3 separate regions of the Homo sapiens genome follow, and all the other regions are linked to region 2. Evidence: chromatin loops called from intact Hi-C (ENCODE). Cell type or tissue: GM12878. All regions are shown on one strand. Each heading gives the region's core, and the rest is flanking DNA. Links, peaks and the distances in the headings are about the cores only.

Region 1 (11,475 bases), core at 1,183-9,182, 210 kb after region 2:
GAAAGGAAGTAACATGCTCTGATCAGAGCTACAGTCCAGAAGTAGATAAACCTGTCTGTAATCAACCTCTGATTTCAAAAGTACCAACAACAATAACAATAATGACTTGGTGAAAAACAATGAAATGTCCTATGGATCAGCAGAACCGCCATCCGATGTAAAGCATCTCTTGTCTGGAAGTGCATCTATAATCACATTGTCACCGATGTGGATTAAAAACATTTCTCTCCCTTCATGGTCCAAATAGCATGTCCCCTCTCTGCCCAACTTTTCCTAAGAGGCCAAGACTGACTTGCCTCAAACTGGAAGAGGATACACAAGGATGTCGGGGGAGTGATCCATGGGGCCTGAATCCTGACAAATTACGGCCATGAAAGGAGATGAACTGGCTGATTGGATGAGGGGGTAAAAAAAAAAAAAAAAAAAAAAAAAAGGAAAAGGAAGCCCATGGCTGCTTCTACATTTTTGCCAATGTATTAGGAAAAAAGAGGGACTATTCAGTTGATACAAAAAATATAGGAGGCAATTTTAATAGGAATTTTAAGGCATTTTAAAATCAAGATATATATATATATAATATTCAGGATTTGTAGGCTATATAGGTGTTACTTGTAGGCATTTCAATAAGAACAGACAAATGTAAGTAAAATTACATTCTTTCCATTTTGGTCTACATGTTGACTAGTTTTGTTCTAAACAATAGCAAAAGTTGCCTTAAAGTGCCTTTTCTCCCAATATCCAAGTTAACCAGAATTGGTTAGAAGTGGAAATTATTGATAATTTCCTCAATCAGGAAAGTCTCTGGCACAGACAAAAACTTTGGTAACTGTTGAAAATGAGCTTGAAGAACATAATACAGAAAGCTATATTTAATCCAGCTTCGTAGTTACAAGAGCTAATCAGTAACAATCCTCTTTTGCATCATAGACAAGGCTCTGCCTAAAGCAACTGTTCTCTAGGCCCCTCTCAGTGGTAACTGGAGTAGTTTTGGCATAGGAGATCTACCTGTGGTAGTCACCCACATCACACTAATTTAAGCCTGTAATATGCCCATCTGTGGACATGAGGGAATCTTTGGCAATGCATATGCTAATTAGCAGATGCTGATTACTGAGAAAATTGAAATAAAAATAATCACATCATAATAAAGATAGAAGTGGGTAAAGATGAGTGAAATATACAGGGTTCCACATTTGAACCTCATGCAGAAAAGAACTTTCTCAGTAGTTAGGTTTTGCAAAAATGCAGAGCTGTCCTGTCAGATAATGGGCTCCCTGATGCCAGTAGTGTTTAAGTACAGGCTAGAAATCCATCTGCCACTGATATGATAGAAAGTATACCTGTACTGATGATGAACTAGTGATTTCCAAGGGCTCTCTAAATTTTAAGACTCTTTGATTTATTTTTTTTAAAAAAACTGCACTCTACTTTCTAGAGTGGAAATTATTTGAAAATAATGCTTCAAGTGAAAACAATAAGAAAAATACATCACAGGAGGTGAATGACACATCTAAATCATGTATGTTCAATGTCCAGTGCTAGAAGACAGGAAAATAGTGCTTCCAGTAACTGACAAGTACTGAGGTGGAAAATAAGCAAAAGGCCAGGTGCAGTGGCTCACGTCTGTAATCCCAGCACTTTGGGAGGCTGAGGTGGGTGGATCATGAGGTCAGGAGTTCAAGACCAGCCTGACCAAGATGGTGAAACCCCGTCTCTACTAAAAATACAAAAAATTAGCTGGGTCAGTGGCAGGTGCCCGTAATCCCAGCTTCTCTGGAGGCTGAGGCAGGAGAATCCATTGAACTTGGAGGGCGGAGGCTGCAGTGAGCTGAGATCTCGCCACTGCACTCCAGCCTGGGCGACTGTGAGAGTCCATCTCAAAAAAAAAAAAAAAAAAGAAAGAAAATAAGCAACACATAGTACATGTGAAATAAATGGTAATGTTACAAACAAATAAGACAATTTCCATGGTAGCACATTGCTGCATTTCAACAGATTTATAATTCCTGTTTTTCGCCATTTCACTCTCCCTCTTTTGAACTTTCATCTTAAGATTACAAAACAAACACAAATGAGAAGGGATTTATGTTCTTCCTTTGTTAAAGGAGTATCAAACCTGCCTACTTTCTAAGCCTTCTGATGAACATTTTATTTTGAGAGACTGAGCAGCCTCAATTTTATCATTTTGCTGAAAAATTTTTGGTTATGCCATGTGACTCTTAAGGAGATAAGGAACATAATTTCTGAGATCTTAGAAATAAATCCCTTTTGCAAAGGAAAAAAAACTTTTTTGAATGTCCTATAGTATTCCCATATCTTTCTCCACTCCGAGTCTCTTAAAACTGGAATGCAAAATATAGGAGTGGCTACACGGAAATAGAGAATAGAAGTGTGTGCATTAGAGGCTGAGAAGTATAGGGAGGAGGAGAGACTGGTTAACAGACACACTGTTACAGCTAGATAGACCAAATGTGTCTGATGTTCTGCAGCACTATAAGGTGAATATGGTTAACTAACTTATTGTATATCCTCAAAAAGCTAAAAGAGAGGATTGTGAGTGTTTACAACACAAAGACATGCTATGTTTGAGGTGATAAATACCCAGATGATCCAAATTTGATCATTCCACATGTACACATGTATTGAAATATCACTCTGTATCACATAAATATGTATATTACATGTCAACTAAAATAAAAGGAGGGGCCAAACATGTCTCCAGGGTGCTCCAACAATCGTTTCATAATTGTTTGTTTTTTTAAACATTTTTAAATACGCAGACAGAAAAGTGCATTGCACAAAATAAAATACAGAGCTTAAAATTGATCACACCCCCACAAATGTCATGAAGCATCAGCCAGCACCCCGACCCTTGTCTTGTGCCTAGTTTTCTTTTATTGTGTGGTAAGATTTTTTAAAAGGCACTTTGGGAGGCCAAGGCAAGAGGATCACTTGAGGGCAGGGATTTGAGAACAGCCTGGGTGACAAAGGAGACCCTATCTCTATAAATAATAAATAAATAAATAAAATTTTATTGGAAAAAAGTATAAATACTTCGAGGCAAAGGTTGGTGTATCTTCTTCAAGAGAAGATATTTATTTGTTTCTACTAGGCTTCTGGGCACTGACAATACAGAGTCTCCTTTATGCAAATTCAATGACTGAGATGACTGAAAGCTATAGCTTCTTAGAAGTCTGGCCTGGAGCAAATTCTGAGGAACCCCAAACTAAAAGGTTGAGTATAGGGATTACTTGGGATCCTTCTTTGTAAGACTCTGGACTCTAATGTTTTGTATCTTTTGCTTTAAGGGCCTGTCAAAAGTGCAACTAAACTTCCGGCTGACACTTCTAGAATCGGTAAATGTACCAGGAGAAAGTAGCCCTAAATTTTGAGCATATCTTTGTATATTTTTGTCTCCTCTAGGATCTTAGCCCTATAACTCTCTACTAGCTTCTTAGTTCTCTGATATCTGTAAATTATTTACCTAGATTTTCTAATCTCCCTCCATAAGGAGGGTTATTCCAAATTACTCTTCTACCAATACTGTTAGCAGAAGTCATAATTAACATTCAGAAGTCTTCTTATCATAATAATTTGGACAAATTGAACCATTTATTCTATAAAAATAAATTTTTATACATTATCTAAAATAAGGATGTACCTGCCACATATCAAAACTACTTATAAATAATCATAATACACTATTATTGAAACACACCACTACTTTTGAATGCAAAATAAAGATCATTTTTCTTAATTCTTGCAATTGTGATCTTGAGGCTGAGGGGCCCTGATTCATAGTGACAAAAAAGAGTGACCAAATGGCATTAGGATCTCATCTATATGAGAAGAGAGTATTTCTTCTGACAGAGAAGATAATTTTTTTCAAGTCACTCAACTAGCAGTAATATTTGTGGATCCCTTAGCATATGACCTGAATATTCTGCATGTTTTTATGTATACTTTCTTATTGAATATTTATAATATACAACTAAAGTAAATATTAATAGCTCTCATTTACTAACGAGAAAACTAAAGCTCAAAGAAGTGAAATGACCCATTAAAGGATACATACCAAAAAATGGCAATGGCCATAAAGGGGACACATTCAGACCCAGGACCCCTGACTTTTGAAAATTACGTGGAAAATAATTCAAACACAAGGCTGGGAATTTATAAAGCCAGAAATAAGTGAAATTTATTTAAGAAGGAAACAAGGTAGATATGTCTTCACGACCATTATTTCTGAGTTATAAAGACAACTCATATACTCACAAAACACAACTGCAAAAAATGAACTTTGCTAGAATCCAACCCACCCACTCCGTTATACACGAGGAACTTAAATCCAACTGACCAATAGAAAGAGAGTAGAAAGAGTACAGAACTGAAGAAAAAAGGGGACGTGGATCACAGTTACTGTGAATGGACGGGCTCTCAAGAGAAAACTGAGGGAAGAGAGCCAGGACAGCTGGGGTGCAGAAAAGGAAAGTAGCAAGAGTCTGGCTGAGACCGACCCCAGAGCAACGTGGAGCCCCGAAGAAAGGGTAGTGGGAGTCCTCTCTGCTCCCCTCACCTCTGTGGCAATCTGCTGCCTGCCAAACTGTTGGGAAGACCCCCTGCACTCACAGCCCTGGACAACACTGTCCGTGGCGATTTGGAAACTTCATGAGGACAGAGGACCAGGTAGCGAGTTCGCGCAGAGGTTCCCCCATCCCACTCAGACCCAAACTGAGATGGTGAGTACCATACTGGTTATGTACCTATCATTGGCCACTGTCCTGCCTGGGAAATCTCTGCCCCCAAGACGATGCACCAGCAGATCCCCAGCAAACATACCTTATAATCCCCTCAGACTTTCACAAGCACAGCAATCAAGTCCCTGGGGAGCTGTGGGGTCCCTAGAGATCTAACCCTTGGTGTAGGCTGCCCCAAGGGAGGAGGGAGTGCAGCCCATCAAAGCTCTTTTTGGGACAAAGGAAATGAAGGCGCATCACCAATCTCTGGAAGGGGCAGCACCCAGCAGCTGGGAAGAGGGATAGAGAGGGCGTTATTTCCCGACCCCCACCCCATCTACTATTGTGGATACAGCAGAGGTTCTCCCCACTGGGGGCTGACACATGTACACTTGGAGAAAGTGCTTTTTCTTGGCGCAGAAAGTGAGCCTGTGCTGCTTGGACTTGCATGAAGGTTGGGGCCCAACTCCCTCTCCCTACACAGAGCAGCAGCACCCTGACAACGGAGGCCAGACAAGCCATACAGTTGTCTGCTCCAGACTGAGGGAAGAGGCTGTGCCCTGAGTCCAGTTTGGTGGTCGCTGCCAGAGGGCCATAGCCACATCCAAAGGTCCACAGCCACACTGCAGCTGGGAGCCAAAGAACAAAGTCTAAATGAACTGGAGGTTTTGAGCCCTGCAACAGGGCCATGATAGGGAAGGGAATCGTGTTCCTGGCTGCTCAGGACAAGGCTTCACTCCCACTCCCTACCCCAGGGACCTAGAACACCCCAACACAGTCTCTCCCCATCAGGGTGGGCACTTCCCCCTGAGCTGAGAATGAGCCGGCTCTTACTCTTCATTGCCACCTACTGGAATGCAGCCTGAATTGCACCACCAAATTAAAAATCTTCCGGAGGGTCTTACTGCTAGTACACAAGATGTGCTCCCTGAGACCTCCACACCCGGAGCACAGCAGGAGATGGTGTATGGGCTCATATGTCCAATATATCCCTACAACAAGCAGCATCTTAGAAAGCTATCACACAGAACCTATCCACAACCAAGGAACCCATTCAGAGCCTTGGCCCCCACAAAAGCACCCAGAAACAAAACCGGATGATTATACACAACATATACCATAGTCATACCCTCAAGGGAAAAGATAAAAAATTAAAAACAGTCCCATCAAAATGATAGAAAACTCAAAAATAAGAAGCGACGGTTCCTTAAGATGAGTAGAAATCAAGAGGAGAACTCCAGCAGTACAAAAAGACAGTGTTTTGACAACTCCAAAAGATTACATTAGCTCTCTGGCAATGGATCCCAACCAGAGTCAAAAGTCTAAAATGACAGATAAAGAATTTAAAGTATAGATTGCAAGGAAACTCAATGAGATCCAAGAGAAAGTTGAAATGAACACAAAGCAACCCAGTCAGACAAAATTTAAAAAAAATTAATGAACAAAGCACATAAGAAACATGGGGCTATGTAAAGCAACCAAATCTATGACTAATCGGCATTATGATAGAGAAGAAGAAAAAGTAGGCAACTTGGAAAACATATTTGAAAGAATAGTTCAGGAAAATTGCCCTAATATTGCTAGAGCTCAAGACCCAGATACAAGAAATTCAGAGAACACCTGCGAGATACTATACAAGATGACCATCACCAAGATATATGATCATCAGGCTATCCAAGGTCAATGCTAATGAAAACAACTTGAAGGCATAGAGTAAAGGGCAAAATTACCTATAAAGGAAATCCCATTAGGCTAACAGCGGTCTTCTAAACCAGAAGAAATTAGGGGCCTACTTTTAGCCTTCTTAAAGGAAAATAAATGACATTCATGCATTTTATATCCTGACAAACTAAACTCCATAAGTGAAAAAGAAATAAAACTTTTCCCAGGCAAGCAAATGCTAAGGGAATTCATAACCACCAGACCAGCCCTATAAGAAATGATCAAAGGATTTCTAAACATGGAAATGAAAGGATGATACTTGCTACCGTAAAAGGACAGGTAAGTACAAAGTTCACAGATCCCATAAAGCAGCTACACAATTGTACAAAGCAACTAGCTAACAATGCTAGGAGAGGAACAAAACCTCACATATCAATATTAACCTTGAAAGTAAGTAGCTTAAATGCTCTATTTAAAAGACATAGAGTGGAAAATTGGATTAAAAAACAATACTCAACCTGCTGTTGCCTTCAAGAGTCCCATATTATGTGTAATGATACCCACAGACTCAAAGTAAAGAGATGAAGAAAGATCTCTCATGCAAATGGAAAGCGAAGGAAAAAAAAAAGCAGGGATTGCTATTCTTGTATCTGATGAAACATACTTTAAAACAACAGTAAAAATAAATAAAAGAGTATTATATAATGATAAAGGATTCAATTCAACAAGAAAATTTAACTATCCTAAGTATATACAAACCCAGTATCAGAGTACCAAGATTCACAAACAAATACTACTGTATCTAAGAAAAGAGGCAGACAGCCATACAATAATAGTGAAGGGCTTCAACACTCCACTGACAGCACTAGAAAGATAATCAAAGCATAAGCTAATAAAGTAACTCAGGACTTAAATTGGACTCTTGTCCAAATGGACTTAATAGGCATCTACAGAACATTCAATTCAATACCAAAGAATATACATTTTATCATCTGTGCATGAAACAACCTCTAAAATGGTCATAAGGCAAATCTCACTAAGTTCTAAAATCAAAATCATATCAAGCATATTATCAGACCACAAAACAAAATTTAAAAATTAATACCAAGAGGAACTCTCAAAACCACACAAATATATGGAAACTAAACAACTTGCTCCTGAATGGCTTTTGAATAAGCAACTAAATTAAGGCAGAAGTTTTTAAAATTTTGAAACAAACAAAAATAGACACACAACATACCAAAACCAATGGAGATACAACAAAACAGTGTTAAGAGGAAATTTTATAGCGCTAAATGCCTACACCAAAAAGAAAGAAAGTTCTCAAATTAACAACCTAATGCTGCACCTAAAGGAACTAGAAAAACAAAAACTAACCAAATGCAAAGTTAGCAAAAGCAAAGAAACAACAAAGATTAAATGGAATTGTGACCCCAAAAAACAAACAAAGGATCAACAAAACAAAAAGTTGGTTATTTGAAAGGATAAACAAAACTGACATATCAATATCTAGATTAACCAAGAAAAAGAGAGAAGATTCAAATAAGCACAATCAGAATTGATAAAGGTGTCATCACACCCGACACCACAAAAATACAAAAGATCCATAAAGACTACTATGAACATTTCTATGTGTACAAAATAGAAACCAAGAGGAAATGGATAAATTCCTGGAAACATATGACTTCCCAAGATTAAAACAGTAAGAAATTGAAATCCTGAACAGACTAATAACAAGTTATAGAAATGAATCGGTAATAAAAAATCTACCAACTAAAAAAAACCCAAGATCAGATGGATTCATAGCCACATTCTACCAGATGTACAAAGAAGAGCTGATACCAATCTTTCGGAAATGTTTCCAAAAAACTGAGAAAGAGAGATTCCTCCTTAAATCATTCTGTGAAGCCAGTATCATCCTGATACCAAAATGTGACAATGACACAACAAAAATAGAAAACTATAGGTCAGTATCCTTGATGAACGTAGACCCCAAAATCTTCAACAAAATACTAGCAAATCAAATCAAGAAGCTTATCAAAAAGTCAGTTCATCACAATCAAGTGGATTTTATTCCATGGATGCAAGGATGATTCAACATATGTAAATCAATAAGTGTAATTCACTACATAAACAGAACTAAGAACAAAAACTATACGATCCTCTCAATCGATGCCAAAACAGAATTCAATAAAATCCAACATCACTTTATGATAAAAAAAAAAAAAAACCGCTCGACAAACCAGGCCTTGAAGGAAGTACCTCAAAATAATCAAAGCCATATATGACAAGCCCACACCTAACATTATACTGAATGGGGAAAAGTTGAAAGACTTCCTCCTAAAACCTGGAACGAGACAAGGATGTCTACTCTAACCATTTCTATTCAGCATAGTACCGGAAGTCCTAGCCAGAATAATTAAGCAAGAGAAAGAAAGAAAAAGCATCTAAATAGGAAAAGAGGAAATCAAATTATTTCTATTTACTGATGACATGATTCTATAACTAGAAAGCCTTAATGATTCTTTTAAAAGACTCCTAGACCTGATAAAGAACTTCAGCAGTTTTCAGGATACAAAATTAATGCACAAAAATCAATTGCATTTCATACACCAATAGTGCTCAAGCTGAGAACCAAATGAAAAACTCAATCCCATTTATAATAGCCACACACAAAAAAATAAAATACCCAGGAATACATCTAACCAAGAGGTAAAAGACCGTTACCAGAACCATAAAACAATGATGAAAGAAATCATAAGTGATACAAACAAGTGCAAAAACATCCCATGCTTATGAATAGGAAGAATTCACATCATTAAAATGACTATACTGTCCATAAAAAAAACTAAAAATTCAGTGAAATTCCTATGAAATTACCAACATCAATTTTCACAGGATTAGAAAAAAATGATTAAAATTAATATGGAACTAAAATATGCCAGAATAGCCAAAGTAATCCTACGCAAAAAAGAACAAAGCCAGAGGTATGACCTTACCTGACTTCAAACTATACTACAAAGCTATGGTAACCAAAGGAACATCGTACAAGTACAGAAATACACACATAGATCAATGGAACAGAATAGAGAACACAGAAATAAAGTCACACACCTATAACCAACTGATCTTCTACAAAGTCAACAAAAATAGACAAAGAGAGAGGAACACCGTATTCAATAAATAGTGCTGGGAAAACTGGCTAGACACATGCAGAAGACTAAAAATAGATCCCCATCTCTCGCCATATACAAAAATTAACTCAAGATGGGTGAAGGACTTAAATGTAAGACCTGAAACTATAAAAATTCTAGAATAAAATCTAGGAGAAACTCTTCTGGATATTGGCCTAGGCAAAAAATTTATAATTAAGACTTCAAAAGTAAATGCGACAGAAACAAAAATAGACAAATGGAACTTAAAGAGCTCCTGCACAGCAAAAGAAACAATTAACAGAGGAAGCAGCCTACAGAATAGGAGAAAGTATTTGCAAACTACACACTCAACAGAGGACTAACATCCAGAATTTATGAGAAACTTAAGGAAATCAGAAAGAAAAAACAACTCCATTAAAAGGTGGACAAAGGACATGAACAGACAATTCTCAAAAGAATCCATACAAGCAGCCAACAAACATATGAGAAAATGCTCGACATCACTAATCATCAGAGAAATGCAAATAAAAACTACAATGAAAACCCATCTCACACCAGTCATAATGGCTGTTATTTAAAAAAAAATTGTTGGCAAAGAGGCAGAGAAAGGGAACACTTATACACTATTGGCAGAAACGTAAATTAGCTCATCTTCTATGAACAAGAGTATAGAGATTTCTCAAATAACTAAAAGTGGAACTAAAATTCGATTAAACAATCCTAATGCTAGGTATCTACCTAAAGGAAAATAAATCATTCTATAAAAAAATATAGCCGGACTCTTATGGTTATTGCAGCACTACTCACAGTAGCAAAGTTATGGAATCAACCTACGTGTCCATCAATGGATGAATGGATAAGAAAATATGATATGTATACACACTATAGAATGCCACACAGCTATAAAACCACATGTATAGCCTCCAGCTTCATTCATCATGTATTTTACAGCAACATGGATGGAGCTGGAGGCTATTATATCAAGTGAAATAATTCTGAAACAAAAAATACCACGTGCTCACTAATAAGTGGGAGCTAAACAATGAGTACACATGGACATAAACATGGAAATAATAGACACTGGGGACTCCAATGTAGGGGAGGCTGGGAGGGAAGAAGAGATTGAAAAACTACGTATTAGGTACTACGTTTACTATTTGGGTAATGGGTTCACTAGAAGCCCAAACCCCAGCATTTTGCAATATACTCACGTAACAAATCTGCACAAGTACCCCCTAAATCTGTAATAAAATTTTTTTAAAGGTGACAGGAAAAGAAAATTACACAGGCTTATTTTTTTAGTTGGCAATTTCTAATTTAGCAAACTGGTTTTTATTATTGCTATTAAATTTAATTAGATGTTATGGGACTAATAAAACAGCATCTATTTGTGCCAATTTGAGAAGTAGTTGGCCGGGCATGGTGGCTCATGCCTGTAATCCCAGCACTTTGGGAGGCCTAGGTGGGCAGATCACATGAGACTAAGAGTTTGAGAGCAGCCTGGGCAACATGCAGTCTATACTAAAAATGCAAAAATTAGCTGAGCGTGGTGGTGCATGCCTGTAGTCCCAGCTACTCGGGAGGCTGAGGCAGGAGAATCCCTTGAACCTGGGAGGCAGAGGTTGCAGTAAGCCAAGATCATGCCAAAGCACTCCAGCCTGGGAGACAGAGAGAGACTCTGTCTCAAAAAAAAAAAAAAAAAAAAGAAAAGAAAAGAAAAGAAAAGGAAAAATAAAAAAGAAATAGATGTTTTAAGAATGAAAATCTTGCTGAAGAAATACAATTTGCAAATAAGAAAATGTATCAAAATGCACCATAAGAAACATGTTTAATAATCTGTATTAAGAATGCATTTTTAGAGTTTTCCAAGCAAGATATTCAGTAAGAAATGGCCTATTCCCTTTTCTCATTCCCTTTGCTTC
Region 2 (11,475 bases), core at 2,171-10,170:
CTTCCCTTCTAAGTGCCAGGATCATAAGCGATTTTCCTACTGGTTGAGAGGGAGTTGATTCTCAAGAAATATTAAAATTCTCTGCTGGGCCCGGCGCGATGGCTCACGCCTGTAATCCCAGCATTTTGGGAGGCCGAGGCGGGAGGATCACGAGGTCAGGAGATCGAGACCATTCTGGCTAACACGGTGAAACCCCGTCTCCACTAAAAAATAAAAAAAAATAAAAAAAAAAAAAAATTAGCCGGCCGTGGTTGCAGGCGCCTGTAGTCCCAGCTACTCGGGAGGCTGAGGCAGCAGAATGGTGTGAACCTGGGAGGCGGAGCTTGCAGTGAGCCAAGATCGCGACACTGCCCTCCAGCCTGGGGGATAGAGCGAGACTCCGTCTCAAAAATAAATAAATAAATAAAAATAAAAATTCTCTGCTGGGGCCAAGAGAAATGCAAGACCTAGGGTCTTTTTTGGTCACACACCTCTTTCCAGAAATCCAGGGGAGCTTTATTGGTTCTTTGATTTTTAACTGTCATCATCCCTAAGGATCTTTGGGAAGCAGGCTCTGCTTGGACACCAAAGGCTTTCAGTCAAAACTTCCTTTGTGTAGTGGAATGAATTTTAAGTGATAAGGAGGGTTGTATCAAGAATAGAAATAGGTTATTTGTTTGGATAGAATGTATTTAGGGATTTTACACAAAGCTAAAAAAGGTAAAACCTGTACACACTCTCAAAGGTTAAACATCAGCAATGAGGGCAAAAAACTACTGAGGGTGGGTAGGTAAAGACTTACAATATTGCGTTTCATCACATTTTCATCTCATAGACTGAAGGACAGTTTCAGCATAAGAGCTAGATGGCTGATTTTACTAATAGCAGCATATTCAAATTCCTCAGCAAGTTCTGAATATAGTCTGGTACATGGTTTTTCTTTTTGTTCTTCTTCTTATGTATTTATTTTTTTTTTACAAGGTCTCACTCTGTGACCCAGGCTGGGATGCAGTGGCATAATCTTTTAGTCCACTGCAGCCTCAGTGTCCTGGATTCGAGTGATCCTCCTGCCTCAGCCTCCAGAGTAGCTGGGACTACAGGCACATGGCACCATGCTTGGCTAATATTTTTTAAATTTTTGGTAGAGATGGGTCTCACTATGTTGTCCAGTCTGAACTCAAACTCCTGGCCTTAAGCAATCCTCCCTCCTCCACCTCCCAAAATGTTGGGATTACAGGTGTGAGCCACTGTGCCAGGTACTCATATATGTTTTGTTAAAAGAATACATTGGAGAAATTTCTGTTCTGAATTACAACTTTACTGCCTCGACCCAAGAATATGTTAACGTATTACAGAAAAGAAGTCCATATAAAGATAAACCTCTTTCATAAAGAAATAATTTGTGAATGTTCCACAGAGTTAATGGCCTGAAATTTACCCTCAGTTAGTAATTCTATTTTCATATACGAAGTCATTTAATAGTTAAAACAAGCTTTGGGGGGTGGCTCATTATAGCAGAGGTAAAAATTCTACTCCAATACATAAGAGTACAAATCTTCTTTAAGGAAGATTTCTTAAGATAGTTTTAATAATTAGTTCTTAGTTTAACTTGAATCATCTGTGTTCAGATAAATTAAATATCTCTTTCATTGAATTATTCTATAATCTAGAGTTTTGTGAATTCAATGTGACCTCCATTTGTCAATTATTTCATTACTAAAAGTATGCAGATTTTTTTAAAGTCAAAAGCACTTTTTAATTTGTTAACATATGTTGGTATCCTAAGTGGTAACTCTTTGTAACCCAAGGAATGTGTCAACTCTTTAATTCATATCCAGCCAGCCCTCAAAAGTTTAATTAAAACACTTTATAGGATATGATTAAGACATCTTCAGATCGTGCCTTTGCAGAAACTGAGGTGACCCATATATTTTACTACTATTAAATCACCACAGAAAATTCTATGTTATTATTTTATTCTAGTAAAAGTTAAATTAAAACTTACCTTATTTAATTTCTGGTTCCATAATAATTTTTTAAATCATTCCAATTAATCACCTTCTCAGTATCTTCATCAAGAGAGTCTGCATGAGTTCACATGTTTACTTGACTTTGTCAACTAAAGCCTACTGTTATACCGTCATTTGAAAGCAATTCAAAATACATTTTTCCTTCATTGCCAAAATTTCATTAATGGACAAGAAGGAAATAAGTCAAATAGCATTAAATAATAGGTTATTTGTTTCGCATGTATTTGGCAAGGGTTTGTGAAGCTGTATTTCATACATTAAAAATTAAGAATGCAATAACATTTTTCTCTAAAAGACATCTAGGTAGTTCTTGGAAAGGGATTTCTCCTTTCACCTCAAATTTACCAAAGTCTTTCAACAGTATTGAAAAAAGAATAGCCTTTTCTTGTCAATGAAATGAATCATCTAAAGTTCAACAGAATGTCCTGGAAAGGCATTGGTTATTTTTACTTATATGGGAATGTAATACATGCCACAGGTATTCAGGGGTTTTATTTAACTCGTTTTCAAGTAGATAAAAAAAAAAATCACCTAAGTTGTACCAGACATCCATTTCTCCACTCAAGGTCCTCACTTCTACAATTGTTTGTCCCAGAAAATCATCTGACTCCTTTTTGAAATGTTGCTTGACTCTGGATTTAATATCATCATCTTCATCCCATACTCTGACTTTGATTCGATCTGTGGAGTTATGACACTCACTGAAAATAAATGTGGATAAGTTAACAACAATTGAAAACTGCTCTAAATTCCATTTGATGTTAGTACTTTATTTTCTATCTATTCTAGAAAGGCATAATATACTACATAATAAATGAGATAACCCATTTCATCTATCCATGGGATGTTGCAGGCACATAATGCAACTATACTGAAGAAAAGCTAAATAATGTTAATAAGGGAAAATCAAATCCCATTCCATCCTATTTCCTTTAACTGATTTAGATATAATCAAATATGGGTAAGAAATCTTTGCTTGTGATATTTTCACTTATGCCATATTTCCTATTGACAATAGTTATCTTGATAAAAATATCCATGCTTGGAAAATTCTTCACCATAAAAATAAAGCTAATTTTATTGCAATGGGTGTTGAGAATGTGGACTTCACAGACTACAAAATGACAATAATAGTTTTCTGAAGGACTTGAAAAACTAAAAATCCCAGTAAGCACATAAGATATTATTAAATCAAGTAGAATTAGAGCAAAATCCTTCTGATTTAAAGAACAAACTGTGCATTCTAGTCCATCGTTAATTTCCAGGTTTTCTTCACCCTCTTTTGTTGAGGCAAGCTACTTAGTATTGCCTACACATATTATGGTCTTTTCTGACACTGTGGTTTTTGTATACACTCTTCCCTAGGCTTCTTTGCCTGTTAACCAATCAATCTTTAGGAATCTGCAAGTAAACTGATGTATATCACTTTTCCTGCAACTTATTGAACCATTTAGTTGCAATCAACTCTTTGCTTTCTGTGTATCCTGTACATGATTTCCTCTAGCACAGGTGCTTTATCTCAGGGTTCATGGATGAGTTCTGAGCATTCTTGAACTTGGATTAAAATACATATATTATATATGTATATACACACACACATATAAGGAGAATATACATATTATATATGCATTATCTATATAATCTATATAGATAGATATAGATATCTATCTCTATATATAATCTATATATTATCTATAATTAATATAGATATATGTATAAAACATATTTTATAATATATAGAGAGAGGAAGAGATCATCTTTATATTTTCAATTATGAATATAGGCAACAAACCACAGCAGCATTTTTGTCATCAATACAACCACAGATACTTACATATAACATTCTAAGTGTTATGAACCTTAAAATATTATTTGTACCTATCATTAAACTAAAACTGTGTTTCAATATAATTGATTTAATTCTATGAATTTTATTTTTATATGAAAAAGTACATTTTGAAAAGACATCTATGGTTTTCACTAGACTTCCCAACAGGTTCATGGTGCAAAAAGTATTTGAGAATTCCTGAGTATAATGTCTCTTTCATTAACTTATAAGGCAAAATAATACAGCACATACAAGAATAATATTTGAATCTGATGGGCCTATATACGAATTGTAGCACCACTGTTTCTACTTAACATAGGAGTTTTCAACACAGAGCATTTTACTAATTTCTGGGACATTTTTGGTTTTCACGAACATTCACGGACGTTACTGGCATTCAGTGGAATAGGCTAGAGATTTAGATACCCCACCATGTACAGGACAGTGTGCATGATTTAAAATGACCCATCAGGCATTAAGGAAATTTCTTAACTCATTGATGATTACCTTAGCTCAGGATGTAATTCTTTTAGGTAGAAACACCATGTCTTTTGCATGATTTACTAGACACTGAAATGTCCTGGAAAGGAACTAGCATGTCAATCACTAATCAAAGAAGGTTTTGTTGTTGCTGTTAAGAACTTCACCAAGGCTTCCTTTCCATTTTGAAAAATTACATCACCTGTGTCGAAACTACACAAAGTATTTGAACTATAATATTTGAACTGTAGTATTTATAGTATTTGTATCAGTGTGCATTTGAAATGGTCACATTCATCTTAATTCTATCAACAGTGAAAGCCAGTGTCTACTATGTATTCTAGGGTAGTTGTATCCAAGCCCTTACACGTTAAAATACATATTAGAATACTTTTAGTTCTCCTTCATTTTAAGTTGGAACATTATACTGATTTTTCAAATTACATCTATAGATAGGTTAAGTCATGCGTTACTTTGTTTCAGCATAAAATAGGTCATTATGAATTATTTTACATAAAAGTGATTCACTGGGTCTGACAGGGTTGAGAACTACTATGTCTACCTAACTTAACTTCTATAAATCTCAGTTACTTTATCTATAAATAACATGGGGTAATAACACTTGTCTTAGAAAATTCTTGTGGGAAATGGTAGATAATACCTTATAGCAGTTAGCACAGTGCCAGGCAATGTTTCATCCATATTAGCTATAAGACGCCATTATTCCACAAGTTCCACGTTCTTTTTGAAGTTAGAGCCTATGTTTAATATATCTATTATTGACAATTTCTGGCATGTATCTTTCAACAAATATTCACTAAAGTCTGTAAAGTTTCACCAAAATAAAATCCCTTTTACATTTGAAGAAAAAATAATTTTGTCATTCTTAGAAATATATTCATAAAAATATCTAAGTTTGAGCTATTTTATTAGTAAAATGAGGTAGAAATTGTGGGGAGAAAGGAAGAATTAATCCATGACATTGTGTCTGGAGCAGCTAACAAAGCTCACTATCAACCATGGAGAGCAGTTGGAATAGTAAGAGCACAGCTGTCTCCCATTGACTCAGAATTCCCAAGATAACTATGAACCCACACCTGAAATTATTGTAGCAAGCATATTTGGATGATAACACTTTTGGTAATTTACCCAAAATTTATATTAAAAGTGGCTAACATTCTAAGTTCTTTGCTATCAAAAAGAAGAAAAGTCTAAGTAGAAACAAAGACACAACTACTAGTTTATTTCATTCTTATCTTAGAAAAAGATAGAAGGCATTTTAGAGTAGCAAAAGATACAGTTATCATCTTAAACTTAACTCTCAATACATTGCAAATGCAGAAAGATGTCCCTTTTTGTCATTTTTTGATAAATAAATCATCAGAGTTTATGTAAGCCCTGGAAGACAGAGTTCTAATGCATTTTTTACCTGCAAATAGCAGGCACAATAAATAGCAAGCTCTAGATAATAAAGATTGGTAAACATTTCTAGAATCTATTCCTTCACAAGAAAAAATATCCATCTCATTTTGAGGCAAATTTTTTTGAGCTTCTAGTTTTTGCTATAAAAGCAAGGTAAAGGTGTATTAAGTGGTTAAATATGCATACAAATAGCAATCCATACAAAATAGTAGTAACTATATGGGTAAACATACACACATATGCATGTGTCTTTCTACATAATACATATACATGATATAGAAAAAGGAGGGAGAGACAATATTATCTTTCTTTCCAAATTTCTGTTCAAAATAAATGGGATACCAATAGATGAAGGACAACTATAAATGACCACTGATGTTCCTTGTATAAGTGTACTTGCAATTTGTCTTGGGAGTTTGAGTCTCTGTGCATTTCTGGTTGACTGTTTTTTTCATTTTTTTAATTAAATGAACTTTATTTTAGAATAATTTTAGATTTACAGAAGAGTTGCAACAATAGCACAGAGCATTTCTCTAGGCCCTGAACCCTAATTATTTCTTATTAACCTGTCACATTACTAATATTTGTCGCAACTAACATTGGTTCTACTTTTTCCCCGTAAAGACTGGCCAGCTCTTACATTTTTTCTCTTCCAAACAGCTTTTTTTGAGGAATATTAAGTTTGTCATTATGTTTCACATTTAAACTGTCAGAAACGTACAGTTTTACTTCACAGAGCAAAGGTAAGAGTGAGGCTGCTGTTTCAAATGTTGAAGATTACGTAAGGGTGTTGTGATGGGTTTGAAACTGGAGATTTCAGTTTATGATTCTGTGGTGGAGAAGCATATGTATGGATGCCCAGCCTCTCGAGCATTCTGCTTTCATTTTGACTAGATCCCTCCTTGTATTGCTCATCTTCTGAAGACTGAAGTTAGATAACTCACACTCCTGGATTCCTTTGTAGCTATGTTCCAGGTATTTACCCTGCATTCAAGCAAGGTGTAAACTCAAAGTGGTACAGTGTACAGTGCCCATATCATGGGAACTGCTTTTTTTTTCCCCCAACAGTGGATGCTATGTAGTACTGTGATACAGGGTTTCACAGTACTATTTAGTCCCGAGGGGCAAAAGTATTGATCGGTGTTTTCCCCAAAGAAATGTCACCACATAATTTGACCCAGTTCCCACACAGTAGCTTCAGAAGCTAGTACTTTAACCTCTACAGTCATTCTTGAGTGACCTAGTAGTCTACAAATAATCTCTCAGCCTAAACTAACCAAAGTGGACTGTGTTGTTTGCAACTAAGAATACTCACTAACATAATAATTTTTAAAGCATGAAGGGAGTGGCAAGTAACAGAGTCTAAAAACATAGAACTGACTCTGTGGAGGAGATGCTGGCACAGAGAGTGAAGATTTAATCACCTCGGGCTAGAAAGCCGATACATTTTGATACGCAATTGCAAAACAGCTGGTCAAATCTTGCTCACTATAAACTTTGACCACCATGCCACCTGAAGCTTTTTTATTAGTGGGAATGGTGGGAAATAAAATTCAGAATGTTGGCAAGTGATTATCAAATGTTTCCCCCTTTCAAGAATATACTACCATACACAGAGATACATTCAAACTGAATGTAGACAGTTTATAGGTAGAGATGCAAAGGAGAGCAGCCATGTTCAAAAGAGGGTCATGTGCTAGTGTCCTGCAATATAAATTGACTGAGAATATCATAATTTGGAACTCTGCAGGGTTGAGAAAAGCCAGCTGATTCTGAACACAAAAAGGTACCTGTACAAGCAGAGGCTTCTAAGTGCAACTTCAGAAATAGATAAAATTGTTGCCCTAGGGCTTTTCCAGCACCATCCTTTAAGAGGTCTTCGAGTCAAAATGAATGGTAGCTTAGTGGCAAAAACCAAATTAAAGGTGTTGCATTCTCACCCTGGCATATTATTTTTCAGGAACTGAGGCTGCAGCCATTAGGTTAAGGGAGATGAATTGATCAGAACAGAGGAGCCAAGAGATAAGAGACAAAATTGTCCAGGCTTACGTGGTTACTTGCTCATAAAATTGTCTTAGAGCCCGTCTCCTGGAAGCCTAGTAAATTCTCCAGGAAACAGTACTGCCCAAAAGTCATATATACATGCTGAGAAGCTAAAGAGGTTGTTGGTGGCAGACGCTATAAGTACACTCATACAACAACCTTTCAAACCACTCCTCTCCTTCCCTTTTTTAGTTTTATGCAATTTCCCAACCTCCCCTGCAACTAGAGATGGACTTTAGCCAATGTGTCTCACATTTGGCTGGCTACAGCTGTGCTTAAAGTAATTCCTGGGTCCCTGCACTCACAGCAATTAAAAGAAAAAAAAAAAGACTCCAAGTAGAGCATCTCCCCAGCTAGGAAGACCACATGCCTGGATTTCCTGGGATGGTCCTCATTTATGGATATTGCAGATAATGGAATGACTTTTCATTCTTTTGGAGCCCTTTTTAATTTACTTTCACCTTTCACAGTACTCACCCTTGAGTGTAGGCACTGATAAAATGAGCAAAGAAGGTTTACCCATATGTAGACTCAAACTAGTAGAGGGAAACTGATAAACGAAATTCATCTAGAAAGTAGCAGGTCATACAAGATTGACTAACCCAGAAACTACTTCTGTTGCTAGGACCAGGAAGTCCTGAATATACCTGTCCAGCAGGACTCTATGGTTGCTACATACAAAGACTATGTATTTTCCATTTCCTGTCTTACTAAATCAGAAATTTTAAATTGCTGTCATCCTATTTTCTTTTCTCTCCACAATACATTGGGAGTGTTGGACAAAGATACATAGTGTTTAATTTGTGTCCCAGGATCTACAAAGAACCAAACCTGAAGCTTGTGAAGAGACTACAGAAAGATCCTGGACTTCAAGCTAAATGCAGTAACTGAATATAATTTTTAGATTACCTACATTGAAAGGAAGAGAATGAATTCACTTCATTTAAAGTAAACATACATGTAGAAAAGTCATATATACATGCTGAGAAGCTAAAGAGGTTGTTGGTGGCAGATGCTATAAGTACACTCATACAACAATCTTTCAAACCACTCCCCTCCTTCCCTTTTTTAGTTTTATGCAATTTCCCAACCTCTCCTGCAACTAGAGATGGACATTAGACAAAGTTCTTCCAAAGAGATATGAGCAATAGTATTCTGATGCTGTCTCCTCTTTTTTCTCCCTTTACTACCCTGAAACATGGATGTAGAACAGGCTTCACTAAAAATGTTAAAATAGGAAGATAAAATAAGCTTTGTTCTTTGAAGGGATAATTGAGTTACCATACTTATATCTGAACTTCTTGTTGAATGAAATAAATGAATGTCTTCTTTGATAAAGCTGTGGCTTAATGTGAGATTAATGCAATTCTGATTGGATCAAGTAGGAAAAGAATAAAAAACATAGTAAGTTCATTTTGTTTGATTATATCTGAAATAAATTTAAATAAGTTTAAGAACTCTTATTAGTTTTTATACTTGCTGTGTTCTATGGTATTCCTTAGCTATTTAAAATGTGTTTCACAAACCTTGACTTTTATGAAAATATACAGGTTTGCATTTTAGCTGGGAAATGGTAGGCTCTTGTAGTAAACAATTTGACAGCAAGAGAAATATCCTCACATACAAGAGGAAAAAAATCTATCATGTGTAATAGTGGGAGAATGCATAGTCTCACTAAACCATTTCTGAACTGAATAATTTTTTAACCAAGACCCCGGGTTTAGGGTTTACCAGTTTGTGAATTTGGCTTTTCTTTTATCAACAGAAATTAAGAATTTTTACTGCACAAACTTGATAAATAAAGTACTGCTAGAGCCAAGTTATTTGTTTTGCAGTTTTCCTTTAATTAAAAATAATTCTCTTCTTAAAGAGTGATTCATATTTCTAATTTTAAATGTTTTCATTGTTAAAGAGAGAGCTGGTTTTGTTTCCATGGGAATAAGGTCTTTTATTCCATTCAAAATTAAAGAAAAATATACTCCTTTTCTGGCCTCAGTATTATTGTATGTGTGTCTGTGTTTTGTTTTGATTTTAGTTTCTAATTTACAGGTGCTGTGCTCTGCAGAGCCAATCACTTATTTGGCCAATTTCCTTTTGGCAGTCATCAAAATGACTAATTTCCTTATAATTGCTTATTCCACCTTTGCAAATATTTTCAGATATAGAGTCTCCTAGATATGGTCTAAATAGATATTTCCTATCATTAAAGCAAAATTTTTTTGGCCAAGTTATCAGAGTTTAACCCATCATGAGATGGATCGCTCTACCTAGAGAAACGCTCATGGCTTTCATAGTCAGTAAAGCCTGATTGCCTGACTTCAATGGAAAAAAACAAATTCCTGCCCAAGTAACCATCTCGGAATACAACAGCATTGCTGAAGTAGTATAGTAGAAGAGAGCTGTTAAATATTGAAAACTGCACTTATAGTTGGGCTAGATCTAATGAAGCAACTAAAATATACTTCACACTGCAACTATACCAGAAAAATCTCAATAGTAAGTGCTGTCACCATTAGAAATCACGTTTGTTAAGAATATCTAAAATTTCTAGCTACATATTTTAATTGTAAAAAGATCCTGTAATATTTAAAATAGTATTGTACCAGCTTTTATTAAAAGATATACTGATAAAATAAATAATGGACCAGGCAGAGTGGCTCACGCCTGTAATCCTAGCACTTTGGGAGGCTGAAGTGGACAGATCACTTGAGGTCAGGAGTTCGAGACCAGCCTGGCCAAAATGGTGAAACCCTGTCTCTACTTAGAATACAAAACAAATTAGCCTGGCATGGTGGCAGACACCTGCAACTCCAGCTACTCAGGAGGCTAAGGCAGGAGAATCGCTTGAACTGGGGAGGCGGAGGTTGCATTGAACTGAGATAACACCACTGCACTCCAGCCTGGGTGACAGAACGAGACTCTGTCTTAAAAAAAATAAATAAATAAAATAAGTAACTACTGAATATACATGATTAATAAATATATACGTATATAAAAATATATATTCATTAAAATAAGCTATAAGCGTATATATCAAAATATCAAAATATAGGTGATAGAATTTGTGAAAAATGTTATTTTATTATTTATATTTTTTCTGTTACAATAAAAAATGTAGTTTCAAATATCTTCTAGTAATTATGAATGATCTCATTCTAGCTCGGCCTGGAAGGCAGGGCATCAGTTGAGAAAATCATCAGCAGAAACCTCCTGCCAGAGCCATCTCGAGGCAAAGCAGCCACGGCAGCCTTTCAAACAGTAATTAAATTCTCTAGTTACAGCTTAATTCCTTAAACTCTGACCCAGCAAATGGAAATACTATAAGACACTCAACTTTCACATTTCCTATTAGTGATTGATCATGAATTATGTAACCCACTTCTATTGCAATATCGGTATCTCACTTGTTATTGCATGAAGATCCCTAACACTATTATCTTCAAATTCTATTATAGTAGATGGACAAACTCTGACTTCAAAACCCAGTGTTGATGCAGAGAAACTTTTCTCACCTACATTTAACAGGAGCAATTTAGTTATTGGAGTATTGGAGTTTAAAAAAAAAAAGAGTCCTCAACACTTTAAATTCTCTCATAGTTTTTCTTTGTAGTATTAAGGCACTGTAAATCCATTTCAGAAGTCAATAACATAGGAAACAATGAAAATAAGAACAAGAAAGGAATTATATTATTA
Region 3 (11,475 bases), core at 1,336-9,335, 58 kb before region 2:
GCAAATAATTCAAAAGGGAGCAGTCAGTGAGGTCAGAGGAAAGCTGGTAAGAATAGCAATTAGACATTTAGAAAATAAAGTATTTTAGGAAGGATGGAGTGGCCAATAACAAATGTTTCTGATAGGTTAAGTAAATGAGGCCAGATGATTGACCATTGGTTTAGGCACAGTACAGATGAAAGAGCTAAGATAGTTTTAGCAGAAGCCCAACGAAAGTGATTCTACCGTACCTCTTCGCTGCGATGAAAAATACAACTGTCTATAGAATTCTAGGTACTACTACACTGGGATTTTAAATGAAAGTAAGATAATGTTTTGTTTTGTTTTATTGATTGATTGATTGATTGTGACATTTCCCTGGTCTTTGTAGGGACACATCTCCAGAATTACCACCTCCAGCAGAGTCTGTCTGGATGTATTTCTAACAGAAACCATATTATTTTAAATTCTACTCTTCCCTACATCCCAGATTAGGATGGGTTTTTCTTTTAATACTGCATTATATTTTCCCTGCCTGCCTGGCATCTGACACTATTTCAGTTATTGGTCTAATAATTTTTTTAATGTCTACCTCTCTGGCTAGAGTCCCATGAGGATACTGACTGTGTTTGTCTTGTTCACTGAAATTTCTCTTATTCTTAGTGTTTGGTACACAACAAGAAGTCAACAAATTTTATTTATTGTATATATGTGAATAAATGAATTACATTTAAATCCTTTTTCCTGTATGAGACAGAAAGCTCAAAACTAATCTTCCTGCATAATTTTGAATGCTTCCTCTTGGCCATTTTCACCATTGCCAAAGAAGAACGTCTCAAAGATAGAATTTTTCAATAGATAAAATTGTAAAAATCAATAAAACAGGATACATAAACTGCATTTTCAATAAGATATTTTAAGGAATGGTAACAAAATTGAACACCTCTATAGAGAGCCATATAGCATATTTAAGGAAAATAAAACGCATCATGGAAATAAAGAAAGGGACCAATTCATTTCCTGGTGAGATTCCATTATCCATTAACTTGTTCTGGAGAGAGCAAGGGGAAATTGGATTACTGGATTATTACAATCTAGTCTGTCTTTGCTAGCCATCTATCAGAGATTATATATAGACACCACTTATGAGTGATAGCAAAAATACATATATATTCTAGAATTTAGCATAATTAATTGCTGTATTTTTGTTTTATGCCTTCTGTTTGACACTGTTCTGACGAATCAGGAACTTTAGAAGAAACATGCTACAAAATATGAGACTTTTAATAAAAGAGACTATGTCTAATCAGCACATTAGATACCATTTCATTAATGCAACACCATTTTATTCACATGATTTTGTTGCTGGTGATGAATTAAACAATTATGACCAATAATATTCTTCAGAGAGGATAACCTGACTCACTCTCTCTCTCTCTATATATATATATACATTTATATAATTATATTTATATAAAATATATATTAATTATATAAATATAATTATATAAATGTATATATGTGTTATATATTTGTATAATCACAATATATAAACAAAATCAAAACTATGAGAATAACTACATCAGTATTTCCTGGAAGGCTGAAAATAGCAATTAAAAATGCATTAAACTTAACCATATAGAGAGAATTTTAGATGGATTAGAGTTCCTGACCTCTTGCTTTAAAATTTCATATTTAACTTTCACCCCAAGATTTCAATGAAATCACTGAGTAAATGATATTTTAACTTTAATTCTATCTCTGTATATTTCTCTCTTTTAATTACTTATGTTTCTACACTACTTTCTAATTCACTAGATGCTTCCCTAAGTGTAAACACCTCCTGATTTTAGAATCAGAGTTCTACTACCTCTGAAGTAGAGACAAAAGATATTGCATTATTTTAGAGATGAGAAAACAGTGGCTACTGAGTGATTTGTTAATTTGTTATAATTAGTTGAGTTGTAAAACTAAAATTAAAATTAAAATCTTATGGTTTTGATTCACATGTATTATAAATAAAAATGGCAACTATTATATCCACTATTTATGGAATGCCTAGTATATGTGAAGCGTTAGGTTGGATATAAAAAATGCATTGGTGAGCAAGAGAGATAAAATTCCTACACTGGAGGGTTTTATAATATACTCCACCATACTGCCTCCGTGTTGATCTTAATTGCTGTATTGTTTTACCAAGGATTCAGTAATACAAGTAACATCTACCATTTTCTTCTCTTTAAAAGGAATTATATAAAGAACTGTGTAACTTCTGGGAAGCTGGGGAAGAGGAGCGCAAGCCTTGGGAAATAATACAGACTATTAGGCAAAAACAGTTCTTAAACAGATTTTTTACATACTGTAGTTCTTTTCACAGTTTAATTTTCAGTGCAAGTTTTTCTCTAGATACTTACTAAAAAGAAAAACTAAAAAGTAAATAGAATATCAGAATCCATAGTGACAAAGTTCTATTTAATGGAATAGTTGCTTAATGTCACGTATCATTCTACTAACTTGTTAAAAAATACAGATTCCTGCGCACTTCACTGGATATCCTGTATTTTCTGAAGTAGCCAAGAACCCTTTAGCAGCAGGAAATTTGGGAAATACTAGAGTCAAACAATTGTAAAAAAAAATTATGTTTCCAATTTATTATGTTTACTGGACTTTTCAGGAGCTTGGAGTAATTTGACTTACTAAAATGTCCCATCCCAATCAACAACTATATTTTAAAACTAACAGATTCAAGACTCATCAATTTCCTGGGTAACTATTATACAAAGTCACAATGTGAAAAATAGAAAAATTTTAAGTGAAATAACTCAAACTATAGTCTTCAGTGAAATATTATATGTTCCAAACAACTTACTTGATAGTATTATAATATAAAGAAGCACATTGTAGATGAATTCATTTTTTCCTATCACCATTTGTGAAGGAAAACCATCTTTAAAGAATGAAAGTTTCTGAAGAAGGAACACATTAAAATAAAAATCACATGACACAATATTGATTATACCTCTTGACTCCACTACAGCAGTTTTATGGCTATAACACGACACAATTTCAGAGGTCGCCATTTCAATTTCGTGTATGGCCACGTGGGGCAGAAAGAGTCAACATTAAATCTGAGTTTTATACTTGTTAGATGCTAAATTCATATCAATTGAAAAGTTATACAAAGTTTAGGTAATTGACTCCAGAGATACCACAAATATAGCATATTTTACTGCAGACCTTTAGACTTACTCTTTTTTTCTTTGAGTTGGAGGAGAGGTTAGAACCTTGTTTAAGAATTTAGATCATGCAAGTTTCCTGTCTGCCTGCCGATTCATTCCATCCGTCATCCTTATCTTTCTATTTCTTTCTAATTACCATTCTACAATTTCATGTCCTTTTGACTTACATAAGACCACATACTGAGTTTGGTGTTTGCCTATTTTTTTCAGTCTTGTAAAATGTTTATTATTGTTTTGTGTATTTATCTAAATTTTAGAAAAATAGGCCAGGCGTGGGGTCTCACGCCTGTAATCCCAGCACTTTGGGAGGCCGAGGCAGGCGGATCACGAGGTCAGGAGATCAAGACCATCCTGGCTAACACGGTGAAACCCCGTCAGTACTAAAAATACAAAAATTAGCCGGGAGTGGTGTCGGGCGCCTGTAGTCCCAGTTACTTGGGAGGCTGAGACAGGAGACTGGCGTGAAGCCAGGAGGCGGAGCTTGCAGTGAGCCCAGTTCGTGCCACTGCACTCACTCCAGCCTGGGCGACACAGTGAGACTCCGTCTCAAAAAAAAAAAAGGAAAATATTATTGTGCTAATATACAACATTATGTTTCTTCCCTTGTTTTCCACTTATCACTGTTTTTACTTTTTATCCATGTTACTATGTAGACATCTAACCCATTTTCCTAAGTGCCCCACAATATTCCATGATATGTACCCACTACATTTTATGGATCTATTTTTCTGTGAAAGATACCTGGGTTGCCTCCATCTCCTCAGTCTCACAAACAATGCTATATTGAATATCCTAGTAAACATGCCCTTGGTGAACTTTGTGAAAATATGTACCCAGAGTTAGATTACTGGCTCCCGGCTTACTTGCCAACTGAAAGTGCATGAAGGTTCCAATGTCCCATATCACCATTAAATTTATAATTGATCTTTTTTTGGTATTGTTGAACCATTTTTGCATTCATGAGATGAAATTACTTGACCAAGTCATGTTCTTTAATATTTAATATTTTACTTAGACTTTTCTCATCAATGTTTATTAACAACGTGAGGTTATAATTTTTTTCATGTATTGTCATAATTCAGTTTTAGAATCAAAATTTCACTAGTTTTACTAATACAACATACTATGTATGTTATTGATATTTTCAGAATTTATTATGGTTTCATTTTTTACTTTATTTACCTTGTTATGAAAATTAAAGCATATAGTGATAGAAGCATAACTGGCTAGTCATTTTTCAGGCTCTGAATTTTCATATATTTTTCTTCTTTAAAATACATAAGACATGGCAATATACTACTCATTTTGAACAATTTCTTGTTACAAGTAAAATTTTATATACTAGTCATGAAGCTGGCATTTAAAAAGAAATTTTCTTTTCATAACATTTATTCTATACATTTTATATAATATCAAATGATATTTTATATATTTATAAAATATAAATATTTTATAAATTATAATTTGATATATTTGTATATATCAAATTATAAACATATTAACTCTAAGTTATGCTTATATTTACTCAGATTTAGAACTAAGACAAGGAGCACATAAGGTGGTAAAAAACACCTATCTTTCAGAATAAACATCATTCCCTAACTAATGCCAATGATTACATAAGAAAGTACATTGCTGGAAAAATATCTAAGAAAAGTCAGGGACATATTATAGCCAGTTTTGTAATGATTACTATTTAAATCATGTTTCAAATTAAGAGTTACAGAATTGGATATTTTTCTACATGTACATTTCAGGGCACATTTTAACTTTTCTTTCATTGCTGAATTATTTAGAAATTGGCTAGAGCAAAACCAAAAGAAAGGGAAAAAGACAAATTGCTAAATCAACTTTTTGGGTTAAAATAACTGAGAAAGATACATCCACAAAACAAGCATGGACGTTCTGAAATTTTCCACATTTAAATTCAGGTAAGTTGCCCCTTTAGACTATTCTACGGTGATATTTTCTCTCTCAAAGAATTTTCAGAGGATAACGTGGCCAAAATTGTGGTATACATATCACATTCCGTCTAATACAAAGAGATGTTTTTTGATAGAATTTTCATTTAGTAAGCATTAATTGATCTCTGCACAGTGTTATATGCTACAAATTCAATATTAAGATAAATAGAGTTTCTGTTTTCACTAAACTCAATGTTACCATGGGTATCAGACAAAAGGTATTTTAATGCATGTGAAAAGTAAAGGGTGCTTCTGTCCACATGGTACAAGATGGCTCAAAATCAGGTCCACATTCTGTCTAGCGGAAGGGAAAAAGTAGAGGAAAGGAGGATATTCCCTTCTCCTTTAAGAGACCATACCGAATTTTTTACACACCTACTACAAAGATATTCATTGCAGCCTTATCTGTAATTGTGAAAAATCGGAATTGATGTGTAAATTGCTGTACATGCTGTAGGCAGTTGTAAAAATCAACAAACTGTACATACATGAATCAGCATAGATAGCTCTCAAAAATTAATATTGAGCTTTAAAAATTATAGAAGAATCATTACATTTAGACAATCTGGTTCTAGAATTAGTATATACAACAATAATACTGTATTACCTATTTCTAAAATGTATTATATCACAGGTTGATAGAGATAAAGACTGTATCACAAATAATAGATATATGTAATAAATGTACACAAAGATGAAACTATGTTCATCAAAGCTAATAAGAAATTCATAACAGAGATTTCCTTTGAGATAAGAAGTGAGAGAATTTGACTTGGGAGGGAAACAAAGAGACTAAGCATATATGTGCATGTGTGTGTGTATGTATCCAAAAGTCAATAAAGAGAGAAATATGTTTCTACTGATTTTACATACAACTCCCACTTGTAGGTAGCACATTTTCCTCTGCATTCATCTATCTGTATCACTCATGCTGCCTTATAGCAAAACACAGTCATTTGGAGAAATGATTTTCAAAAGAAATCATCACATGAATGTCAAGAACTTTCGTTTGTTCCTGTTTTTAGTTACAAACCTTCTAATCAGATTCAAAATAAGATTTTAAAAAGTCCCTAAGTGTGCTTCAGAACTAAAAGTGTACATGTGTTTTAGTTAAGGCATATCTTAATACAATTTTCTTAGGTAGTCATTCAATAAACAACTTAAAATTTACCAAAATATATAAATTTAAAATAGCAGAATCTTAGGCAGAAAGGTTTTATTGGTTTTTGACATCTTCTTGTGGATGATCTCTGTGTAAACAAGTTTTGATCTCAGGGTAGGTGTGGAGGGAGACTGTAAAATCAGTTAATAAAGGTTTTCATTGTTCAACAGAAAAGTTCTTTCGCTGAGTGGTTTCCACGGAACTGAGTTAATGCTGACATTAGCTCAGCATAATTCTTTTAAAACACATTTAAAAAGAAAGTCTTATCTATCCTCCTCATTCCACAATTAGGGGGTCTCTTTATGTAGATTTTATTAAAATGGATGTGTTCATGCTAGCAATAATCACTATTAATATTATCCAGCTAATTCATCCTGCTCTTGTTCCAGGTTCCTAAAATAACCTTCGGATTACAGGTTTTATTTTCACATAGATGTTCACCTGGGAGAGTATAAACTAAAACACTTTCAATCTGTTTGAAATTTTATTTTTTATTTTAAAGAAACTATCGTTTGTTCTCTGATATGTCCTAAGAGCCTACACCAGTGCCTGGCATATAATAGGGCTGATTAGGTATCTGCTGGATAGATATCTATCCAGTTTATAGATTGATCTTTTGTGTACCTCTCTGTGAGTCCAGTGACCTCTGTCTACACTGACACATTGGAGTTCCTAAGCTAAACTGAAGTGCAGATGCGGAGCCTGGCAATTCAGCCAAGGAAAATACCACCTACCGAGTGCAGAGCCAGCCTCCGGAGACCACACTTCTATCTTGTTCTAACTGCAGCTGTCTCTACTTTTCTATCAAATCGATTTTCCTTTCTTATTCTAAGCATTTTATTTTTATATGGTTCTTCAAAATCCCTCTGGAGGGAGAAAGTATGATTCCACATTTAAATAATCAGACTGTACTGTGTCTAATAGTGCTGGAATTCTTAATTTCTTGTTTCAGGCAAGGCATCATATTATCTGGAGAAGATTCAAAGAAAACAGAAGTAGCATGAATATGATGAAGAAACCAGACATGAAGAGGCTAAATAGCTTAACAAAGTCCACAATGCTGAAAAGTAGAGCTGTAATTTGAACTCAGGGGTTTTAATATCAGAGATTATGTTCCTTACCATAGGTTTTAATGTAGAGTCACTGAAGGATACTACAAATAAGTAACTAAGGCACTGCCTTTTTCTTTAAATGTTATTTTTATTAGATAATTACTTCGTTTATCAACCCTACTCAGAGTCAGGTATACCACCAGGCACTGGGAATACAAAGATGAAACTCACGGTTTAGCCGGGAAGACAGGTCTAACTGATATCACATGATGCACCTGATAAATTCACCGTGATAAGTGCAGTGGTGGTGACATGTCAGGGTATTATGAGAATAGAGAACCGAAACACCAAATCCAGCTAGAAGAGGTATAAAGGCTTTCTGAAGAAAAAGTTAGCTGAGCTGCGGTTAGCTGTTTGGAGGGAAGTTTGGAGAAGGGATGCCCGCTCCAGGCAGGTAAATATAAGGCAGGCAAAGTCACCATGGAGTTTAATGTACTGAATCATGGAATGCAATGTGGAGATGATGTTGAAGTCAGGAGTGATAATCAAGGCTTAGACCTTAGAGGCACTGTGGATAATGGGAGAGTCTGGACTTCATCCTCTGAGTAAATGGGGAGCTGGTCCAGAGTTATAAATAGGATAGTCACGTAAACATGGATATATTTTAAATATATAGTGGGGTGGCAGGTTGGAAAAGTAACTGAAGTTCTATTAGTCAAAATAAGCCAGATTGTGCTATGGTAACAAATAAATATCCAAATATCCGTGAGTTAATGCAATAAAAGGTTATTTCTTAAACACCCAAAGTCCGAGGCTGACTAGGCAGCCCTTCACCACCTGGTAGCTATGCCATCTGCAATATGTATCCTTCCAGGTTATTGCACTGCAGGTGACAAGATGTTTTTATGGGTTGGGACTAGAAGTGGCCTTCATTTACTTTTCCCATATCTCTTCATCTGGGATCCTGCCACATGACCCAGAGTAAGTGCAAGAGGCTTTAGGCAAGCACTGAGAGTCTACCACAGAATAGGGCACTTCATTCAATCTTGTTTATAATAGGTGAAATATACCTATAATTTCTTACTGTATTACTGGAGAAAAATCAGTTTATTTATGTATTCAGTTCATTAAACAAATGCTTTTGTGAACACCTACTCGGCACTGTCCTAAGTTCTGTCTCTGTCATAAAAAGCAGGGGTAAAGCATTGCTCACATTACTTCCCTGCACATCAACTCTTCATTGGCTCTCCAGTCACATGGTGACATGTGCAAGGGGACAGCATTAGAGTAAGAGGGGTGAGAAGCGTAACATAGGCCAGATCATGTGGAGTTTTGTAGGACTTTGAATTTAACTTAAATGAAGGGCCTTAAAACATTCTATGCAGAAGAGTGATATAATCTGACTTCCTTTTTTAAAAAATAATTCTGGCTGCTCTGTTGAGAACAGACATAAGATGATGGGGTAGACACATTGAGCTCTCTTAGGAAGTTATGTAGTAATCCAAGTGAACAATGATTATGGTTTTGAGCCAGGGTAGAAGCATGGATCTGGTGAAAAGTGGTCTGATTCTGGATATATTTTGAAATGAAGGTATTTAATTTTGAACTAAATAATTAGAATTTGAAGACAGGTGAGACGTATGCTATAAGACAAAAAGGTCTTAACTTGAGCTCTTAGGAGCATGGAGTTGCAGCCAACTGAGGGGAGATAAGCCTTAATCATATGAAGTATTCCTAGATGGCTTCAAAAGGGCTCGAGAGAGCATTAACCCCCTAAATAATTCAGCTCCAATGGATGCTTCCTTTAGAATTTCAAATAATAACAATGTTGATGAAAAAGTATTTTTCCAAGATTTAAAGCTTAGCCCCAAGCATTCCCTACATTGACAAAATTTCGCATAAAATCTAAGATCTATCTACCTAAAAATAAAACCAGTAAGAAAATTATATAATTATCTTTTCTGAAAGCCAAGTCATAAAATATTAAGCTATATTAGATTATTTTGATGTGACATAATTCATTTACTTTTTGTTAGGGGCACGTTTGCTTTATGGGAACTACCTACGAAGCTCTCTTACAGAAATAAACTGTTCGTTTATCATTGTTGTTGTTATTATTTATGTATTAGAAAGACATCAAGTAAGGTATGCCACTTCACTTTGGCAGCTTAATTAATCCACTGAGTATTAATTAGTAGATGAGGAAATGATAAAGATTCTCTCTTTGACCAAACTTTGATCAAACTCTTCTGAGCTCTCTTTTTAACCAGGCCCCAACTTTCGAACTTCCATGTTAGTTTCTGCATTGTCCAATTTAGCAAGAATCTTCTCAGTTTAGCCAGAATTTTTCATTTTTGATATATGATCACACTTTGGTATCTGATCAGGTTTCCTTCCTCTACAATGCTTCTGGTGATATTTGATCACCCTGGTCTGCCTTCAGCAAGAATCCCATCAGATCTGTTAGCCAGGACCCCCCCTTACCCCAAATGTTAACTCTTAGTAATTTCTATCCAGTAAGCCCCTCCCCTTAACTCAGCTCCTTGGCTATAAATTCCCACTTTTCCTTGTGGTATTCATAGTTGAGCCCAATTTCTCTTTTCTACTATAAAATCCTATTGGGGTAGCCTTCCTGTGTAACTATTGTAATAGTACTCTTTGAATAGTCTGCCTTACCATTCTTTAATGGGTGTAATGAATAATTTTTTCTTTGACAAAGATCATATTTGAGCTGGATTTTGATGAAAGCAGGGAAGGAGGGAGAATTTCTTCAGGCATATAGAACAGGATGCATAAATGCAAGGATGTGAAAAAGGATGGCTGATTCATGGAAATTATAAAATTTAGGGCTCATGAGAGCAGAGCAGTTTGGTTCAGGAGTGTGAGGAGTAGGAAACTGAACCTGGTAAAGTCTGGTAAGATTGATTATAAAGTTATGCATGGGGCCAGGCGCGGTGGCTCACGCCTGTAATCGCAGCACTTTGGGAGGCTGAGGCAGGTGGATCCCCTGAGGTCAGGAGTTCGAGCCCAGCCTGGCTAACGTGGTGAAACCCTGTCTCTACTAAAAATACAAAATAAGCCAGGCGTGGTGGTGGGCCTCTGTAATCCCAGCTACTCAGGAGGCTGAGGCAGGAGAATCACTTGAACCCAAGAGGCGGAGTTTGCAGTGAGCCGAGATTGCGCCACTGCGCTCCAGTCTGGGTGACAGAGCAAAACTCTGTCAAAAAAAAAAAAAAAGTTATGCATGGGTAATTACATGGTACAATAAAAAGTTTCAATCTTAGCCTTTAGGTAAAATAAAGATAATGATGTTGAAAAATGTAAAAGAATTGAAAGAGCCCTATGGGAGGAAGATGGAAAGTAGAGATTAGACAAAGAAAAGTCATTAGAAAACTACTCATGGGAAAGTACAAGTGAGCACCAATTTAGCTCCTAGAAATCCTGGAGGACCAAGTTTTAAAACTAAGCATATCTAACAGAGTTGATAAGCTAAAGTTATGAACAAGTATGTGGTTATATATTGTTTTGCTTATGCAATGCCAAACTCAGCTTAATTTGTTTTCTTATAAAGCAAAACAAAAAAAACAAAAACAAAAACAAAAAACAGTGACCCCAGAAATATACTATATGAAACCTAGCTAAAAATCCAGTTTGGAAGAGTCTTACTTGCCTTCATCTAACATTGCTTTCTAGAATTTGCCTCTCCCAAGTAAACAGAATGTTTCATGGATAATTACACAATTTTTAATATCTAGTGGACCAAGTGCACTCTTCCTGAAAGGACAGGTGATAGACACATTTTTTTTTTTTAAATAGAGATAGGGTCTTGCTGTGTCACCAAGGCTGGAATGCAGTGGAGCAATCATAGATCACTCTAACTTCCAATTCCTGGACTCACTCTAACCACCTTAACCTCCTAAGTAGGTGTGACTATAGACACATACCACCATACACAGCTAATTAAAAAAAAAATTGTAGAGATAGGGTCTTGCTATGTTGCCCAGGTTGCCCAAGCTAGACTACATTTGTAAAATCCAATTTTATAGAAGTAATAGCTATATATGTCATAGTATGCATTA

The links. A loop is a pair of places that touch in the nucleus more often than their neighbours do. Peaks named below come from ENCODE experiments on the same cell type or tissue, not always from the same donor. Only the 100,000 strongest peaks of a DNase experiment are listed, where the experiment ranks them.
Region 1: a loop joins it to region 2, with 5 times the contacts of the local background. A loop is called at or near these places in 2 of 110 quality-filtered maps.
Region 3: it touches region 2 in a loop (5-fold over the local background); 2 of 110 quality-filtered maps call a loop at or near these places.

What each region holds. Positions count from the first base shown.
Region 1 is chr15:54,077,160-54,088,634 of GRCh38, reverse strand. The region is part of intron 2 of UNC13C (unc-13 homolog C); the gene reads right to left. Among named protein-coding and RNA genes, the nearest start is that of UNC13C, 100 kb to the right of the region's middle. In GM12878, for the core only: a CTCF peak has its summit at 5,581 (motif pointing left); no DNase peak of the experiment used is centred there.
Region 2 is chr15:54,285,130-54,296,604 of GRCh38, reverse strand. It overlaps UNC13C (unc-13 homolog C), which reads right to left. Exons shown (of 33, transcript NM_001080534.3): 11 at 2,541-2,710. Among named protein-coding and RNA genes, the nearest start is that of UNC13C, 310 kb to the right of the region's middle. RefSeq lists an enhancer at 9,462-9,631. In GM12878, for the core only: no CTCF peak of the experiment used is centred there; a DNase peak (open chromatin) is centred at 6,674.
Region 3 is chr15:54,342,297-54,353,771 of GRCh38, reverse strand. All of the region lies in intron 17 of UNC13C (unc-13 homolog C), which reads right to left. Among named protein-coding and RNA genes, the nearest start is that of UNC13C, 370 kb to the right of the region's middle. In GM12878, for the core only: no CTCF peak of the experiment used is centred there; a DNase peak (open chromatin) is centred at 6,081.